Regions from separate parts of the Homo sapiens genome. Here region 1 is linked to region 2. A link is a contact called in ENCODE Hi-C data. All regions are on one chromosome and are shown on one strand. The core of a region is the stretch at or near the end of the contact, and the rest is flanking DNA. Distances in the headings are between cores, read along the strand shown.

The links. Hi-C counts contacts between places; a loop is a spot of excess contacts on that map. Pooled maps may share reads with other maps.
Region 1: a loop to region 2 is called in a map with no recorded cell type, with 11 times the contacts of the local background. The contact joins the promoter of LY86 here to the promoter of PRP4K in region 2. A Hi-C loop is called at or near these places in 4 of 37 single-sample maps with no recorded cell type and 6 of 50 pooled maps.

Annotation. Positions count from the first base shown.
Region 1 is chr6:6,587,163-6,591,106 of GRCh38, forward strand. It overlaps LY86 (lymphocyte antigen 86), which reads left to right and starts at 1,558. Exons shown (of 5, transcript NM_004271.4): 1 at 1,558-1,708. The coding sequence starts at 1,573. All of the region lies in intron 1 of LY86-AS1 (LY86 antisense RNA 1), which reads right to left. RefSeq lists an enhancer at 1-84.
Region 2 is chr6:4,019,982-4,024,457 of GRCh38, forward strand. It overlaps PRP4K (pre-mRNA processing factor kinase PRP4K), which reads left to right and starts at 1,319. Exons shown (of 15, transcript NM_003913.5): 1 at 1,319-1,485. The coding sequence starts at 1,445. LOC124901245 (a long non-coding RNA gene) reads right to left here and starts at 1,186. Exons shown (of 2, transcript XR_007059415.1): 1 at 1-1,186. RefSeq lists enhancers at 1,150-1,459, 2,502-2,561.

The DNA.
Region 1 (3,944 bases), core at 308-2,807, 2.6 Mb after region 2:
CTTCCACCAGGGCCGCTGCTCTCACCATAAGCTTCAGACTCTCATCTCCCGAGATCTTGCTCACAGCGCAGCTGCCTTCCGCTCACACAGGCCAGAGGGGCCACCTTGTCTCTTCTTAGAGCAACTTCCCACCACTCCCTTGGGGCTCAACCTTCGCTTTATGTTCTGTAAAAGCCAGCAGTTCTCAAACTTGAGACTGCATCAGGCACACCTGGAGGGCTTGTGAAAATCCAGAATGGTGAGTCCCGCCCCCCAGAGTTTCTGATTTAATAGGTCTTGAGTAGCCCAGAATTTGCATCTCTAACAAGCCCCCAGTGGAAGCTGAGGCTGTCATCTTCCCAGGCCGCACTTTGAGAACTGCTGTTGAAAGCCATCATCACTGAACTTATTTGCAGAGGTACCTAAAAATAATCAATCCACAACTGTTCCTTCTCCAAATGACCACTCTCTGATGTCTATCAAGAAATCCAAATTATTTACCAATTAATTTATTGGTAATTATGTTCCACCTATTTCAAAAAAAGTTTTGAGCTAACTCTAATTTTTGCTTAGCCATCAGCAGAAATAGTAAATTTACCTAGTGCATTCAGAAAAATGCTGTTCCTCCCAGGGAAAATAGTGTTTTCTATTGCTCCTGAAATCTGCTGACCTTGGCACTGACTCTGGTCCTCTTACATTAAGGTGAAGCTGGGGCGGGGTTGAGGAATCAAGACTGAGAAACCTTGCTGTCCTGCAGCAGAATAGAGATACATGGAAGAAGGAAGACAGAATCTTGGCTTTGAAGAGAAAGTGAGATGTGATGTCAATGATCCCACTAACACCAAAACCAGCAAACCAGCCTCCTTAAGGGTGGCCCCACCTCCCCACCCTTCCTACTTTTTCTACCAAGCCAAACCCAGAAATAGAACACGGCTCACTTCTCAGGGCTATTGCCTCTGCCTCATCTCCAGAGACCACATCTGCAGCTCCCAAAACAAGGTCTGTTCTGCAGCTGGACAATTCACTGCTAAAATCCCAAACCTAAGAGCAGAGCCAAAGCCAGAGGAGAGGAAAGTGACAATAGGGCCAAAGCCTCATTCCAGATTCCAAATGTCATTCTGTAGCCCTCGTGCTATCAACTGCTGCCTGCTGGCTGCAGCCAGGTCCCTGGGTCCATACACAGCCTGCATCAAGAGCCTGCAGAGACTCGGGGGCTGGAGATGGGAAACAGATGGTGGCCTGCGCTTTGTCTTTCCCAAGTTTACAGCCTCACCTGGGGGTGGAGGCTGTTCTGAGGGGCCCCCAAGAGGTAAGTTCACGCATCACTACTGACCCTCTCCCTGTGAAAGCAGAAAGTCAGCACGCATCCTACCCCAGACCAGACCAGCCACACCTGTAGATTCAAGGTCCTGGGGGAACAGTATTCAAATGCCTCTGCTCTCAGCCTTTTACTTCTGACTGTGGTTCCCAGCGAGTCTAAAATTTGAGAAGTGAAACTGAACATCCAACTGCCTTGGTGAGGGGAGAGGAAGAAATTTTACAGGCTTTTTATTGGCCGGTTATTTTTCTGTGTGTCCCATACAGGCCCCCACCATGAAGGGTTTCACAGCCACTCTCTTCCTCTGGACTCTGATTTTTCCCAGCTGCAGTGGAGGCGGCGGTGGGAAAGCCTGGCCCACACACGTGGTCTGTAGCGACAGCGGCTTGGAAGTGCTCTACCAGAGTTGCGGTAAGCCCTTGCAGTACACCCATGTGTGTTTATGGGGAAAGCAAGGCCCACAGATGTGAGCCGCTAGTGCTCAGTTGGAGTTGGGGTGGGAGGGGAGAGGGGACCAGCAGCTGAACACTTTCTCCACCTGCAGCAGGTCTGGGAGGGCCACTGGGAGCTTTTGGAAGAAGGAGCGGTGGGGCCAGGACTGGGAGCGGAAGAGAATGGCAGAACAACAAAGAGTACAAGAAAGAGAAATTGAATCTAAATATAGCCATTTACTAACACCACAGAACCCAAAAAAGAACAAAATGATCAGTGAGTCTACCAAATCATCAAACCTCACCAGCTGAAAATTAGGAAAAGCAGCTTCCAGTAGGCCCTTCCTCAACACCGTACACCTGGGCTACCTTTCCATCTGATGTACTTTGCAAGTGAAGTGAAAAGATCACTTCTGCCCAAAGAGAAGATTCCTGTCCCTCTCTGGACACTTTCAGAGCTTTCACTGCAGCAGTAGCTCTCATGAATTCAGCAAGCACTTCGCATGCAGCTATCAATGCCAGGGTTTCTCAGTGCTAGAGATAATAAAAGTGCATATGCCAGGCCTGTCACCCCAGCGGGCCAACCCAATACGCCAACAGATAATTGCAATTCAGTGAAGAGAATGCAGTGAACTGTGGTAAGAAGTGTCAGAACCAACCAATCGGGCTGTGTCTTAGTCAGCTAGGGCTGCCATAACAAACCACCACAGGCTGGGGACTTAAATAACAGATTTATTTCCTCACAGCTCTGGAAGCTGGGCTGGTTTCTCCTGAGACCTCTCTTCTTTGCTTCTAGGTGGCATCTTCTCCCTGTCTCCTCATGTGCTCTTCCCTCTGTGTACATCTGTGTCCTCATCTCCTCTTCTTATAAGTACACAATCATATCAGATTAGGGCCCACCTCCATGGCCTCACTTTAGCTTAATCAGCTCTTTAAAGACCCTATCTCCAGCAGGGCATGATGGCTCACACCTGTAATCCCAGCACTTTGGGAGGCTGAGGAGGGTGAACCACTTGAGGTCAAGCATTCAAGACCAGCCTGACCAACATGGAAAAACCCTGTTTCTACTAAAAATATAAAATTAGCTGGGCATGGTGGCACGCGCCTGTAATCCCAGCTACTTGGGAGGCTGAGGCAGAATTGCTTGAACCCAGGAGGTGGAGGTTGCAGTGAGCCAAGATCGTGCCATTGTACTCCAGCCTGGGCAAGAGGAGCGAAACTCTGTCTTAAAAAAAAAAAAAAAAAAAAAAAAGACCCTATCTCCACATACAGTCACATTCTAAGATACCGTAGTCCCCCCCCAGTCTGCTAGGAATACGTTCCAAGACTCCCAGTGGATGCCTGAAATCATAGATCGTTTTGAACCCTACATATACTATGGTTTTTGGACCCAATAAATGAGACAGCTACTAAGTGACGGACAGGCCGGTAGTAGAGACAACATGGATATTCTAGACAATTCGTGTTCCTGGTGGGCTGGGCAGCACGAGATTTCATCATGCTACTCAGGAGGATGCTCAATGTCAAACTAATGAATTATTTCTGGAATTTTCTATTTAATATTTTTGGACTGCAGTTGGCTGAGAGTAACCGAAACCTTGGAAAGTGAAATCTTGGATAAGGGGGCTGTACTGTACTGGGGGTTGGGACTTCAATACATAAATTTGAGGGGATGCAATTCATCCCATACAGGGCTCCCAAGTGGGGAGCAACTCAGGAGCCCAGCCTCAGGATCACATCTGCTGTTAGAGGGACTGGCTTGTGCAAACGCATGGCATTGTGATATCTGCCACTTTGGAGGGAGATGGGGGCAAAATGCCGTTTGAACTACAGGAGATGGAAAAGAGAAGTTGATTAAGCATCTGAATTGGCCTCACTCTAAGCTGGGGAGTGATGAGGATGCAGTGCTTGAGCAAGTACCTGATCCTACAACTGCCACCCAAAGAGCTGCCCAGAGAGGTCCAGATGGTCACTCTAGTCACCAGGGCCATTTGTTCAATTTGACCTCACTTTTAAAAATAAGGGACATTGAAGTGCACACACACACAAAAATTAAAAATAAGTAAAAGAGAATGAACGACTGGATGCTGGAAGTGCTGATCTTGTCACTCTAGGTTTTCCCATGGCGTCAGGACCACTAGTATCCCATTCATTTTCAGTGCAGGATGAGAAGCAAGATGTGAGATAAATGGACTGGTCAGGGTTGGTTTTTCCAA
Region 2 (4,476 bases), core at 69-2,568:
TTTAGCAGAGACGGAGTTTCGCTATGTTGGCCAGGCTGGACTCGAACTCTTGAGTTCAGGCAATCCGCCCGCCTCGGCCTCCCAAAGTGCTAGAGGATTGCAGGCGTGAGCCACCGCGCCCGGCCCTAACATTTCAAAACGTTTGGAATTCAGGCAACAAGAGACATTTTGTAAGAACATTTAAAACCCTTCTCCCCTGGAAATCAAGAGATATGTATGGAGTCTGGAGATTCCGAACTCAATTTTCTAGGACAAAGGCAAACTCAGATGATTACAAGAATGAAAGTGATCGTCACGCTGCTTCCAGGTTCCAAAGTATGGATAATTTTTTTTTTTTTTTTGAGATGGAATCTTGCTCTGTCGCCCAGGCTGGAGTGCAGTGGCGTGATCTCAGTGCAAACTCCGCCTCTCGGGTTCAAGCGATTCTCCTGCCTCAGCCTCCGGAGTAGCTGGGATTATAGGCGAGCGCCACCACGCCCAGCTAATTTTTTGTATTTTTAATAGAGACGGGGTTTCACCATGTTGGCCAGGCTGGTCTCCAAATCCTGGCCTCAGGTGATCCGCCCGCCTCGGCCTCCCAAGGTGCTGGGATTACAGGGGTGAGCCACAGCGCCAGGCGAGAAATATTTTTTTAAAGAGGAATTAAAGAACCTAATTGGTTTTGAGAGTTCTCCAAGAGCCAGTAAATGTTTTCCCCACAATATTCCATTCTACCCCATTACTGTAGAGTCGTTATAGAAGAAAACAAAATCACATAACGCAACTTGGGCCAAAAAACATTACACGTTCCAATTACGGAAATAACGAACTGAATCGTGTCACCCTTGAACTATGTAAAAGTTGAAAAGATGTTCAGTGTTAAATGTAGTAACAGTTCCACATTAAAAGATATTTACGTTCGAGTTTACAGTATTTAAAAATGCCTTTCTACACACTTTCCCGGGAAGTTAATGCCACTTCAGTTGAGCTGTCTAGCGAGATGGTTAAGCATTTACTGTGTCTCTAACACCGACCAGGGGAAAAATCATCAATTCGTTTGCCCGAGTTTAAGAGAATTTTCACCTAACTTCTAATCTCCACAGCCAATCAGTTCTTGGAACCGCACACCCGATGCCGACATCCCTCTCTTGTTGGCTCCCCTCGTTAGCGGGATTCAATAACTAAACGTCCATTTCTAGCATTGACTGAAGAGCTCAAGCTTGACACTCGACCTCAATCCTTAGCAGCACCGCCCACCATGCTCCCGGAAGCTGCGACACTACGCCCTGCGCTAGTCCCGGGACGTGGGGTTTTATATCCGGATTCTTAGCGCGGACTCAGAACCCAGCTCTTCCCTACACGGTCGGCACATGCGCGGCAGCTCTTTTCCTTCTTCCTCCACTTCCCCTACCCTCCACCGTCCGGGAGCCGCCGCCACCGCCGCCGAGGAGTCAGGAAGTTCAAGATGGCCGCCGCGGAGACCCAGTCGCTACGGGAGCAGCCAGAGTAAGTAGTCTCTGTGAGTGGGCCAGAAGCTGGAGCCCGGGGACTGCCGAGTGGGAGCTGCACGGGGTGGCGGGAAAGTTCGGGCCTAACGGCGAGAGTCAAACTTTGCTTTTTCCGGCGCGATTCGTTGTGGGGTGGGAGGCATGGGGAGCAGGCGGCCTTCGAGCTTCCTTCTCCCAGAGGCCGTGGCTGCTGGGGTGAAGGCGGCCGCGGCCTGCCGCGCGTCGTTGCCCCGGGAGGCGTAGGCGCGAGCGGCCTCTACAGGTCCGGTGCGCGTGGCGGCTGCCGCGGCAGTGAGGTCGCGCTTTCCTATGCCTCTTTTGGGGACCCATCTGAGCTCCCTGGCCGCAGCTCTTAGCGGCATCTGTGTTGGGGACACGAGGGTCAGTGGCAGCAGGCGGGCCAAGCCCTAAGTCTTTTCTTCCTCATGCGGTACCCCCAGTCGTCCTTTTACTGGTGTCAGTTTAGGACCTGAAAGCAGAGAGCGGAGGTGCTGGGGTCACACTCTCTGGCCATCCCAGAGCTAGTCTGTGGCTAGCGGGATACTTGATCTCGTCACCTTGTACTCTTTAGTCCAGCAGTCACCCAGTATTGTTTTGTTTTGTTTTGAGTGCCTACCGGCAGCTTTTTTACCAACTTGCAAACTTGAGGCAAAGTAAGATAGAGTCTTTGGTTTTGAGGCCTGGCATTTTTTTTTTTTTTTTTTTTTTGCCTGAGTTTATAACCCTTCTTTAGGAGGACGAGTGGAAGGAGTAGTGGGAATTGCTAGCTACTGCCAAACCACTTTATGTCTATAATTAAGCTAACATTAAGAATCCATGCGGCCAAATGAAAAATGAAAAAAAAAAAAATACGAGTGTATGCTGCAAAGGTTAACCATTGGTTAACTTAAAGCAGTATTTTGCTGTTCATGTCTATGTTAGGAAAACTCAAACAAGAACCTTAACAGAGAGAATGGATTTTACGGCAATGTTCCTATAGCGACCGTTTTTTTTTTTTGTTTTGTTTTTTGTTTTTTTTTGCATCTGCACTGTCTGATCTGTTTCCAGCCATCTTAGAAAGAGGTATAGTCTCCCAGCAACTTGTGACTGAGCGATAGAAGAAATCTTTGCCACCAGACAACCTGACACTTAATTGCTGTGCATCCAGTTTTGGGCTCCTCAATCATCTGCATTACTCAGCTAGGCAGAGAAACGGAATTTTTAATTAAGGGCTTTTCAAAACTGCTGTATTATTTTTACAATTTGACTTAGCAGAGAACAAATGGATTCTGAAGTTTTAAATTAGCTTTAACCTCTTACTGTTTCTCACCAAGTTCATTGTGTGGCACAATTACAGTGTTTATGCCAGTACCGTGCAGATCTCATGCTATGTGGTTACATTTTCTACTAATCTGAAAAGTTCTGTAATATTATGTCCATTTATTTGATTTTAGGGATGTTTCAGATTCATTTCCAGGAGTGGGTCAGCCATAGTTTATTCACATACTGTATTCAAATAATATTAGACTTAATAATTTCAAAAATACATATTTAGGCCTCTGCTGTATGAGTAACAGAGATAATCTTTAATTTCCCTTCCCTTCCCCACAGAGCACTTGGTGTAAATGGAATATTTGGTCTGTATATGTCTCACTTTCAGTAGTTTGAAAGTATTTAACAAAGAAGATAACCATTTGGTATGAAAGCAAACTATGCCTGGTGCTCATAGTGAGTCCCTGAATATAGTGTCTACAACAGTTCTTTAGAGAACACTGAGTAGTTTACAGTTATATAGAATCTATTCAAAACAGAAAATTTAGAAAGAATAAATATAAGAAGCAGCTTTTAAGCTCCCTGAAGGCTTTAATTCTTTTAACAACCCTATGGAGGTAGATACGTTTATTTTCCTTATTTTAGAGATGATGAAACTGAAACACAGAGAAATTAAGTAACTTGCTCAAGGTCACACTCAGTGGCACACCCATTTAAACTCAGGCAGTCTGGTTCTAAAGCCCTGCTGCTAACTATTGTACTGTCTGGCCTCCCACTATACAATGTGGCTTCTTTTTAAATTGCTTGTCAAGTATGAAATTATTTTTGTTTTTTTCCACTGTCCCAGAAAGATACATTTTTTGATGTGACATGTCTAATTTATTGAGAACTAATTTCTCAAACCTGATTTGGCAAAGCAGAGACCAGAGGGAATGTTTTAAGACTAGTTGGTCTTTTGGACCCATTCTGATTTTTATAGCTACATTAATTCTTTTTGTTCATTTTATTTATTTTTGAAACACGAGCTCTTGTCACCCAGACTGGAGTACAGTAACATTATCATGGCTCATTGTAGCCTCAGCCTCAAGTGATCCTCCTACTCCAGCCTCCGGAGTAGCTGGGACCACAGGCATATGACACCATGCCCAGCTAATTTTTTTTTTTTTGAGACGGAGTTTCACTTTCTCTCCAGGCTAGATTGCAGTGGTGCGATCTTGGCTCACTGAAACCTTGGACTCCCTGGTTCAAGCAGTTCTCCTGCCTCAGCCTCCCGAGTAGCTGGGATTACAGGCACGTACCACCACGCCCAGCTAATTTTTGTATTTTTAGTAGAGATGGGGTTTCACCTTGTTGGCCAGGATGGTCCCGATCTCCTGACCTCGTGATCCGCCCACCTCAGACTCCCAAAGTTCTGGGATTACAGGCGTGAGCTACCGTGCCGAGCCATGCCTAGCTAATTTTTAAGTATTTTTGTAGAGGCAGAGTCTTCCCATGTTGCCCAGGCTGTTCTTGAACTACTGGGCTCAAGTGCTGCAGGTACTAGGGAGTCTGAGGCAGGAGGATCATTTGAGCCTAGGAGTTTGAATCTAGCCCAGGCAACATAGTGAGACCCAGTTTCTTAAAAGATATATACATTTTAACTTGTCAGAGAAATAGGCTTAATTACTTTCCTGGTAAATAGCAGTGGCGTTCACTTTGCTCGCCACTAAAAAAAAATTTAAAGAATTGTCTAGCTTAA